2 separate regions of the Homo sapiens genome follow, and region 2 is linked to region 1. A link is an interaction called in ENCODE POLR2A ChIA-PET data of the cell type or tissue named here. Cell type or tissue: A673. All regions are shown on one strand. Links, peaks and the distances in the headings refer to the core of each region. The heading gives the core; the rest is flanking DNA.

What was found. Peaks named below come from ENCODE experiments on the same cell type or tissue, not always from the same donor. Only the 100,000 strongest peaks of a DNase experiment are listed, where the experiment ranks them.
Region 2: POLR2A ChIA-PET joins it to region 1 with 6 read pairs; 4 of 35 experiments call an interaction of 5 or more read pairs at or near these places.

Annotation. Positions count from the first base shown.
Region 1 is chr6:36,425,648-36,431,031 of GRCh38, reverse strand. PXT1 (peroxisomal testis enriched protein 1) reads left to right here. Exons shown (of 5, transcript NM_152990.4): 3 at 4,941-5,118. The coding sequence starts at 4,950. Among named protein-coding and RNA genes, the nearest start is that of PXT1, 15 kb to the left of the region's middle. In A673, for the core only: a CTCF peak has its summit at 1,930; no DNase peak of the experiment used is centred there.
Region 2 is chr6:36,351,321-36,356,704 of GRCh38, reverse strand. It overlaps a transcript of ETV7 not described here. Among named protein-coding and RNA genes, the nearest start is that of BNIP5, 17 kb to the right of the region's middle. In A673, for the core only: no CTCF peak of the experiment used is centred there; a DNase peak (open chromatin) is centred at 2,994.

The sequences.
Region 1 (5,384 bases), core at 95-5,094:
CCAGCCTGGCCAACATGGTGAAACCCTATCTCTAGTAAGAAATACAAAAATTAGCTGGGCGTGGTGGTGAGCTCCTGTAATCCCAGCCACTCAGGAGGCTGAGGCAGGAGAATTGCTTGAGCCTGGGAGGTGGAAGTTGCAGTGAGCCAAGATCGCGGCACTGCACTCCAGCTTGGGCCACTGCACTCCAGCCTGGGTGACAGAGCGAGACGTTGTCTCAAAAAATTAAAAAAAAATTAAATAAAACGACAATTTACTAACAATATTATGCACTCAGATTAACGTAGTATATAAGTTTTCTACTGTTGCTGTAACAAATGACCACAAACTTAGTGGCTTAATACAATACAAATTTATCTTACAGTTCTAGGGGTCAGAAGTCTAAAATGAGTTGGCAGGGTTGCATTCCATCTGGAGGCTCTAGGAGAGAATCCATCTCCTTATCTTTTTCGGCTTCTAGAGGCTGCCTGCATTCCTTGGGTTATAGATAGATTCTTCTCATGTCATTCTGACCTCTGCTTCCATTGTCACATTTCTTTCTGTGAATCTGGCCCTCTTGCCTCCCTCTCTAAGGATTATATGATTAGGTTGGGCCTAGCTAATCCAGGATAATCTCTTCATCTCAAGAGCTTTAATATAATTACATCTACAGAGTCCATTCTGCCTGGTAGGGTAACATATTCACAGGTTCTGGGAATTAGGATGTGGACATTTTGTGAAGCTGTTATTTAACCTACAACACATAGACAGCAAAATGTGAACCCATAGATGAATTAATAATTAATGGACAGAAGAAATGATAAGAGATTTACTTTTTTTTTTTTTGAGATGGAGTGTCGCTCTGTCACCCAAGCTGTAGTACACTGGTGCGATCTCACCCCACTGCAACCTCTGCTTCCCGGGTTCAGGCAATTTTCCTGCCTCAGCCTCCCAAGTAGCTGGGACTACAGTCATGCGCCACTACGCCTGGCCAAGTTTTGTACTTTTAGTAGAGACAAGGTTTTGCCATGTTGGCCAGGCTACTCTCGAGCTCCTGATCTCAAGTGATCCACCTATCCACCTATCTGGGCCTCCCAAAGTGCTGGGATTACAGGCGCGAGCCACTGTGCCTGGCCAAAAGCTTTACTTCTAATGTATTTTAAGCTTTATATCAGAACAACCCACAAAGAAATAAATTATTTTATTAAGTAAAAACTTTCGTAAATATATATCAAAATAATAAGACTTAGCCCAGCATGGTGGCTCACGCCTGTAATCCCAGCCCTTTGGGAGGCCGAGGTGGGTGGATCACTTGAGGTCAGGAGTTCGAGACCAGCATGGCCAACACGGTGAAACCCTATCTCTACTAAAAATAAAAAATTAGCCAGGCATGGTGGTGTGCACCTGTAATCCCAGCTACACAGGAGGCTGAGGCAGAAGAATCGCTTGAACCTGGGAGGCGGAGGTTGCAGTGAACCGAGATTGCACCATTGCACTCCAGCCTGGGTAAAAGGAGTGAAACTCCATCTCAAAAAAAAAAAAAAGAAAAGAAAAAAAGAAAAAAGAAAAGTGAAGAAAAAGAAAATAATAATAATAATGACAAGATACCTAACATAAACCAGTAATTATTAAATAGACAACATACATCAACTAAATGGTTGCTGAAGCATCTGCAGATATATTCTCATGCTTTCATGAATTCTGAGATTTCCTGGTTATATAATATTTTCAGGTAGGGCCAACATTTCTTAAGGGTAATTATGCAATTTTTTTTTTTTTTTGAGACAGGGTCTCACTCTCACTTTGTACCCCAGGCTGGAATGCAGTGGTGTAAACATGGCTCATTGCAGCCTCAATTTTCTGGACTCAAGTGATTCTCCCACCTCAGCTTCCTGAGTAGCTGGGATTACAGGTGTGCGCAACCACTAGGCTAATTTGTGTATTTTTTTGTAGAGACCAGATTTCACCATGTTGCCCAGGCTGTTCTCAAACTCCTGAGCTCAAGTGATCAGCCCACTTCAGCCTCCCAAAGTACTGGGATTCCAGGCATAAGCCACACCACTTCTGGTCCTGACATATATTTTAAAATAAGTTTTAGGCTGTGCGCGGTGGCTCATGCGTGTAATCCCAATACTTTGGGAGGCCGAGGTGGATGGATCACCTGAGGTTGGGAGTCCGAGACCAGCCTGGACAACTTGGTGAAACCCCGTCTCTACTAAAAATACAGAAATTAGCTGGGCTTGGTGGCACCACTGCACTACAGCCTGGGTGATAGAGCGAGAGACTCCGTCTCAAAAAAAAAAAAAGTTTTAGATGAAAAATATAATTAGCATTAATTATTTTCAATGAATACCTATTAACATCCTGCAGTATTGTTTGGGGGAAATTATAATAAAAACCTACTTGGGAAAAATAAAATCCAACATTCTTGATAGTTTAATTTAAAAGGCTGTGGTTAGATATTTTATTCTCAGTTGTCTAGCAATGTCACATGAATGACTAGTACAAAATGACAGTTTCACAATGGGCTAATGGGTAAAGCTGTCAGCCGGCCAGCTCTTTCAGGTAAGAAACTCGCCTGGTAGCTACATCTTGATTATCAACTTTGCTCATTTAGGAATAGTTGTCTTTTTTTTCAGTCTCGCTCTGTCGCGATCTCGGCTCAGTGCAACCTCCACCTCTAGGGTTCAAGCCAGTCTCCTGCCTCAGCCTCCCGAGTAGCTGGGACTACAGGTGCGTGCCATCACGCCTGGCTAATTTTTTGAATTTTTAGTAGAGACAGGGTTTCACCGTGTTAGCCAGGATGGTCTTGATCTTCTGACCTCATGATCCGCCCGCCTCAGCCTCTCAAAGTGCTGAATTACAGGCGTCAGCCACCGCGCCCGGCCAGGAATTTTAGTACTTTTATCAGTTCATCCAGGGCTGATCTGGCTCTGACACATGAGCTGAACAGCATGTCTTACCTGACAAATCAAATTAGGGTCAGAAGTTTGCCTAATGAGTCCAGTTAAAATGCCAGGCTGCCCAAGGCACTAAAAATGCCCAGAAACCCACAACACCTCATTTCTCAGCTCCCTATCCCCCAGTCTGGCCTGAATTACAAACTTAAGCAATACATTGAGGTAGCAGTCTACACTGGAAAATATGGTACATTTGAAAAACGATGAGTCACAATTCTATTTGACAATCTTTCTCCCCTTGGTTTGTATGGCTGGCCGTCCAGTAAAGTACAGTACAGTGGCCACTGGCTGCATGTGGCTACTGAGCACCCAAAATATGCCTAGTCTGAATTGAGATGTGCTGTAAGTGCAAAATGCATACCAGATTTTGAAGACTTGACTTAAATTAATAAGAATGTAAAATATTTCATTAATAATTTTTTATATTGATTACATGTTGAAATGACAATATTTAGATTTATTTGGGGATATATTAGATTAAATAAAATATATCATTAAAATTAATTTTACTCATTTCTTTTTACTTATTAAATGTAGCTACTAGAAAACTTAAAATCATATATGTGGTTCACTTATTTTTATTAGACAGCACTGATGTAAGGCTCCTGAAGTCCACCTCTATTATCTTAGCAGCTCATTGTGGTCTTAGCCATTCTTTCCCTTTCCAGTAACTTAGATTTAGAAGTTAGAATAGAAGGTAGATTTAGGAGGTAGAACAGAAAGTTTTGAACTCTGTGGCCACCCTTCAAGTCAAAAGAATTAAATGCCCAGGAAGACAACAAGTCATAATGCGGCCGGGCATGGTGGCTCACACCTGTAATCCCAGCACTTTGGGAGGCTGAGGAGGGCAGATCACGAGGTCAGCAGTTTAAGACCAGCCTGGCCAATATGGTGAAACCCCGTCTCTACTAAAAATATAAAAATTAGCTGGGCATGGTGGCACGCACCTGTAGTCCCAGCTACTCGGGAGGGTGAGGCAGGAGAATTGCTTGAACCCAGGAGGCAGAGGTTGCAGTGAGCCGAGATCTGCACTCCAGCCTGGGCGACAGAGCAAGACTCTGTCTCAAAAAAAAAAAAGAAAAAAAAAGTCCTAATGCAATTCTTCATCTCATTTGGATTGATTCTACAATATTGGAGGGGAAAAGGGAAAGGGGGCGGAAGAGTAATCTTCATATTAGTGTCTGCAGAGACAGAATGTGTGTGTATGAAGGATCAAAGAGGACTATGAGAATTGTTTTGGGGAGGAAACACACACACACATGAGGAAATAGGACAAAGAGTGTGTTGTATTCCATCTCCACCCCTCTCCGCCTCTCTAGGTTTTGATCTACTTTATTTTGGCTATACCCATTTGTCTCTCTTTTTCTCAGTGTACCAATTTACACACTTCCCCTGATGGAATGTGGCTCTTGAAAAGAGAAGAGGCCAGGTGCTGTGGCTCACGCCTGTAATCCCAACACTTTGGGAGGCTGAGGCAGGCGGATCACCTGAGGTCAGGAGTTTGAGACCAGCCTGGCCGACATGGTGAAACCCTGTTTCTACTAAAAATACAAAATTAGCCAGGCGTGGTGGCGCATGCCTGTGATCCCAGCTACTCAGGAGGCTGAGGCAGGATAATTGCTTGAACCCAGAAGGCAGAGGTTGTGGTGAGCCGAGATGGGGCCATGGCACTCCAGCCTGGGCAACAAGAGCAAAACTTCGTCTCAAAAAAAAAAAAAAAAAAAAAAAAAAAAAAAAGCGAGAGAGAGAGAAGAAAGACTAATGGGAGATAAGGATGCAGGCCGGTGTAATAGGTGATAAGGATGCGGCAGCCTAGAAAGATGTTTAACTAAATCGAAAAAGACCTTAGGGATCACTCTGGTCCACCTTCTACCCCAATCCATAACTCTCTTATATGTGGAATAAATGCTGCTGATATTGTTAAAACATTAATATTTATCTAAAATACCAAATATTTACTGAGAAATGGGGGAAAGCCTCTGAAAATATGTTTTTCAACAGGGAAAAAACATGAAGAAAAAACATGATGGCATTGTTTATGAAACTAAAGAAGTTCTCAATCCATCTCCCAAAGTAACACATTGTTGCAAATCACTGTGGTTAAAATACAGTTTTCAGAAGGCATACATGACCCAACTTGTCAGCTCCCAGCCAGTTCCAGCCATGTCAAGGAACCCAGGTAAGATATTTGGATTAAACTAAGATAAATAGTTTACTTAGCATGTGTTTTTCTTGCTATTAAGACCATAAAATTGGACATTAAATATATATATATATATATATATATTTTTTGTTTTTGTTTTTTGAGACAGAGTCTCGCTCTGTCACCCAGGCTGAAGTGCAGTGGTGCCATCTCAGCTCTCTGCAACTTCTGGCTCCTGGGTTTAAGCGATTCTCCTGCCTCAGCCTCCCGAGTAGCTGGGATTGCAGGCGCCCACCACCACG
Region 2 (5,384 bases), core at 239-5,238, 74 kb after region 1:
GGGGAGGGCCCTGTAGCCCAGGCTGGGCCATTAAGAGAAGCCCATTTCCGTGGCCACAGCAACTGGTCCAGATGGTGCATGATCCAGGATAGGCCAATCAGGGTCCTTCCCTGGGATTTCTCTTTCTGTGTCTGGCTGGGAAGTTACCCCAAGCTAGTGGCAGCTGTGTCTTCTGCCATGAGGGGACACCAGAGGGGCAGAAAGGTGAGGTGAAGTCCCTGGAGGGTCTGGTCTCCACTTCTAATCTTGGGGCTCTCGGAGCTGTCATGATCCCTGCAGATCTTTCTTCAATTCTTTTTAAAAAATTGATATATAATAGTTGTATATATGTTTGGGATACGTGTGTTTGTTTGTGTTTTTTTTTGTTTTTTTTTTTTTTTTGAGACAGGGTCTCACTCTTTTACCCAGGCTGGAGTGCAATGGTGCCATCATTGCTCATCATTGTTTCACTGTGTTGCCTAGGCTGGTCTCAAAACTCCTGAGCTCAATGCAATCCACCTGCCTTGGCTTCCCAAAGAGAAGGGATTACAGGCGTGAGCCACTGTGCCCAGCCACATGTGAAATTTTGATAGCTGTAATTGCTTCAATTCTTTGACAATCCCAATAGCTTTCGAATACATCTCCTTTTCACTTATGTTGGTTTGAGTTGTGGTTTCTGTCTTGCACAATTATGAAAGGTCTATTTCTTAAGGAGGTACAATTTTTAGTCAAGGGATTGTTTGATACTCTTTAAGTTCACTGCCAGGCCTACCACTTATCTCTGTCGTAGGAGGAGAGTTCCTGTAATGAGAGGTTTTTAAGACGTCCTTTGTTCTGGGATGAATCAGAGGGAATGACTGCCTTGGAGCTCAGGATATTAAACTGAGTGGTGTCAAATATTCCCAGGATCAATCGACAATGCCATGTGTACCATCTCCTCCTACAGGGATTAAAGGCCTGATATTTAGATATGATTCTAGTTTTCTCTCAAATCCATACTTTAAGAGCTTATGGGCTGGGTGCGGTGGCTCACACCTGTAATCCCAGCACTTTGGGAAGCCAAGGTGGGCAGATAAGTTGAGGCCAGGAGTTCGAGACCAGCCTGGCCAACATGGTGAAACCCTGTCTCTACCAAAAAATACAAAAGTTAGCCAGGCGCAATGGCGCATGCCTGTAATCCCAGATACTTGGGAGGCTGAGGCAGGAGAATCACTTGAACCCGAGAGGCAGAGGTTGGAGTGAGGCGGAGAGTTGGAGGTTGGAGTAAGATCATGCCACTGCACTCCAGCCTGGATGACAGAGTGAGACTCTGTCTCAAAAAAAAAAAAAAGTCTATGAACATCAGTGTTATATACCACACTAATAAAATGAAAGACAAAACCCACATAATCATCTCAATAGATAGGGAAAAAGCATTTGACAAAATCCAAGTGTCTTATCATAAAAATATTCAACAAACCAAGACTAGAAGAGAACTTCCTCAAGCTGATCAAGACCATCTGTGAAAACCCCACAGCTACCATCCTACTTAATGGTGAACGACTAGATGCTTTTCTCCTAATATTGCAGGGTTCTAGTCAGAGCAGTGAGGCAAGAAAAAGAAATAAAAAGCATCTAGGTTGGAAAGGAAGAAGTAAAACTATCTCTGTTCATAGATAACATGATACTGTGTATAAAAATCCTAAGGAATAAAAAAACTATGAGAACTAATTAATGAGTTCAGTAAGTTTGCAGAATACAAGACTAACCTACAAAAGTCAATTGTATTTCTATCTATGACAATGAACAACCTGAAAATGAAATTCAAAATAATTCTATTTCCAATACCATCAAAAGAATAAAACACAAATAAACTTAAAGCACAAGACATATACTCTGAAAACTACAAAGCATTGTTGAAAGAAATTAAAGCAAATCTAAATAAATGGACAGATATAACATGTTCCTGGATTGTTAAGATGGCAATACTCCCTAAATTGGTCTACATATTCAATGCAATCCCTATCAAAATTCCAACTGCTTTTTTTTTTTATTGCAGAAATGGACTTCAGCTGATCTTCATATTCATATGGAGTTTCCAGTGACCCCAAATAGCCAAAACAGTCTTGGAAAGAAAAACAAAGTTGGAGGACCCACACTTCCTGATTTTGAAACTTGCTACAAAGCTATAGTACTCAACAAAGATTGGTAATGGCATAAGGATATAGATTAAGAACAGTTTTTTCAACAAATAGTGTTGGGACAATGGGTGTCCACATGCAAAAGAATAAAGTTGTCCCCTTACCTTACACCATCTCCAAAAATTAACTCAAAATATGTCAAAGACATAAACGTAAGAGCTAAAACTGTAAAACTCCTAGAATAAAACATAGGAGTAAATCTTCATGACCTTGGATTAGGCCATTGTGTCTTAAATATAACACCAAAAGAATAAGTAATAAAAAAATAGATAAATTGAACTCCATCAAAATTAAAAGCCTTTGTGCTTCATAGGACACCATCAAGAAAGTAAAAAAAAAAAAAAAAACCCATAGGATGGGAGAAAATATCTCCAAATCATATATCTGATAAAAGAATTGTATCCAGGATTGATAAAGAATTCCTACAACTCAATAATAAAAAGACAAAAAACCCCAAATTGGGCAAAGGACATGAATAGAGATTTTTCCTAAGAAGATACACAAATAACAAATAAGCACATGAAGAAATGCTAACATCATTGTATTAGTCCGTTTTCACACTGCTGATGAAGACATACCCGAGACTGGTAATTTATAAAGAAAAGAGGTTTAATTGACTCACAGTTCCACATGGCTGGGGAGGCCTCACAATCATGGCAGAAGACAAGGAGGAGCAAGTCACATCCTACATCGTGGCAGGGGGGAGAGAGCTTGTGCAGGGAAACTCCTCTTTATAAAATTTTATGGGGTCTCATGAGACTTATTCACAATCATGAGAACAGCACGGGAGAGACTGATTCAATTACCATGATTCAATTACCTCCCACTGGGTCCCTCCCACAACATGTGGGAATTGTGGGAGCTACAATTCAAGATGAGAATTGGTGGGGGTTGGGGGTGACACAGCCAAACCACAACAATCATTAATCATTAGGGAAATGAAGAACAAACTACCATGAGATACTACTTCTCGCTCACTAGGATTGTTAGGGAAACAGAAGCATAGGAGAGCCATGGTGACATCATTTTAAAATCAACTCCATCTTAAAACTATCAAGGCACGTTCCTTGCCAGTCATGACTCATGGTCCTAAGATGTTTACAGTTGAGGAAACACCTTAAAAATACCTGCAAGAACACACTCCTACAATAACAAAAAGTCCAGATGTCCCACTATCCTTAACAAGATATGCTTTTAAGATGACTATAGTCATGCTTTGATGTACTTATGTACTAAAATGCCAAAGATACTTTCTTTAAATCAACAGAATACTAAATTTTATGCTGTCAGCCCACCCACGCAGACATAATTTATCTTAGCTTTTACATAGATGAGACTCCTATATGAGAAAAGTTTAAGACAGAGATGGCGTGTTCCTCCTCTTGCTTTCTGAGGATGCCCTATTCTGTGACTGAGTAGCTTTCAATAAACTATCCTCTCTCTGCACTTTGTAACTTACCTTGAATCCCTTCCTGTGCGAGATCCAACAATCCTCTCTTGGAGTCTGGATTGGGACTCTTTTTCTGGCAACAGCAGAGCTATAATTAAAAAAAAGATGGACATTAACAAGTGTCGGAGAGGATGTGGAGAAGTTAGAACCCTCATACGTTACTGGTGAGAACATAAAATGATGCAGCTGCTGTGGAAAACAGCTTAACAATTTCTCAAAAAGCTAAAATAGAGTTACCGTATGACCCAGCAATCCTGCTTCTAAGTATATACCCGAGAGAATTAAAAACATATGTCCACACAAAAACTTGTACACAAATGTTCACGGTAGCATTATTTGTAGTTGCCAAAACGAAAAACAACCCAAATGTCCATTAACTGCTGAATGGATAAACAAAATGTGATCTATCCACACAATGGAACATTATGCAGTCATGAAAAAGGAATAAAGTTCTAATACATGCTGTAACACGGGTGAACCTTGAAGAAATAGTGTTGAATGTAAGGAGCAAGTCATAACATATGATTGTATGATTCCATTTATATGAAATGTCCAGAGAGGCAAATCCACCCAGCCAGGTGGGAGATTAATGGTTGACTGGGGTTGGGGGTGAGAGGGCCTGGGAAGGGACTGGTAATGGGTATGGGATTTCTTTCCAGGGGTATGAAAATGCTCCGGAAGTGGGCAGTCATGGTGATTAATGCACATCTCTGTGAATATACTAAACCCCACAGAACTGTACATTTTAAAGAGTGAATTTTAGCCAGGCCTGGTAGCTCATGCCTGTAATCCCAGCACTTTGGGAGGCCGAGGCAGGTGGATTGCTAGAGTCCAGGAGTTCGAGATCAGCCTGACCAACATGGCAAAACCCCGTCTCTCTTAAAATCACAAAAATTAGCTGGGTGTGGTGGCACGTGCCTGTAATGCCAGCTACATCAGGAGGCTGAGGCACAGAATTGCTTGAACACAGGAGGCGGAGGTTTCAGGGAGCCAAGATCGTGCCACTGCACTTCAGCCTGGGTGACAGAGTGAAAAAAAGAGAGTGAACTTTGTGGCATGTGAATGAGATCCCAGTAGTTATTATTAAAAAAAAAATTATGAGCAAACAGAGGCTCTGCATAGAGTAGCAGCTTCCCCAAAGAGGGCAGCAAATCAGGGGCACTTTCCTAGGCCTGGCAAAGTGGGATGTAGCATGAGGATTAAGAACCCAGGCTTTGAACCTGAAGGTTGTGGGTCTGAATCCTGCTTCCACGTCTCATGAGCTGTGGAATGTTGGAAAATGGACTCAATCTCTCTGAACCTCTCAATTGTAAAATGAGAATAACTCCTACTTTGTGAAGTTCTTATGAGGGTTAACTTCTCGGTAGCGTCTTGATAAATTATAGGTAGTTTTATCATTTTTTTCTCTGGAAAAAAGAAGGAAAGAAGTCTCTGGAAGACAACTTTGACCTTGGACTGAAGGTGGAAAGAATAGGCCCAGTTTAAATAAATACAAATAGATTTCAGGTTCTAGCTTGGGCTAGAGGGATATGGAAGACCCTCTCCAGGCATGGTGGGTGGTCAGCAGGAGTTCAGGGAGGGTGACTGGAGGCAGAAAAAGTACAGACACTCATTCTCCCACTAGGCTGCCAGGTCTGTGGGTTAGAACTGGATGCTCTGGTATTCAAGTTTTCTGCCAGGAGAAAAATGAGATAAGTTATTACCATCACGTTTTGTTATCGCAACTTTTCCCCTCACTCTCAGAAAGGAGCTGGGAGCTCCTCTGCAGTCTCACA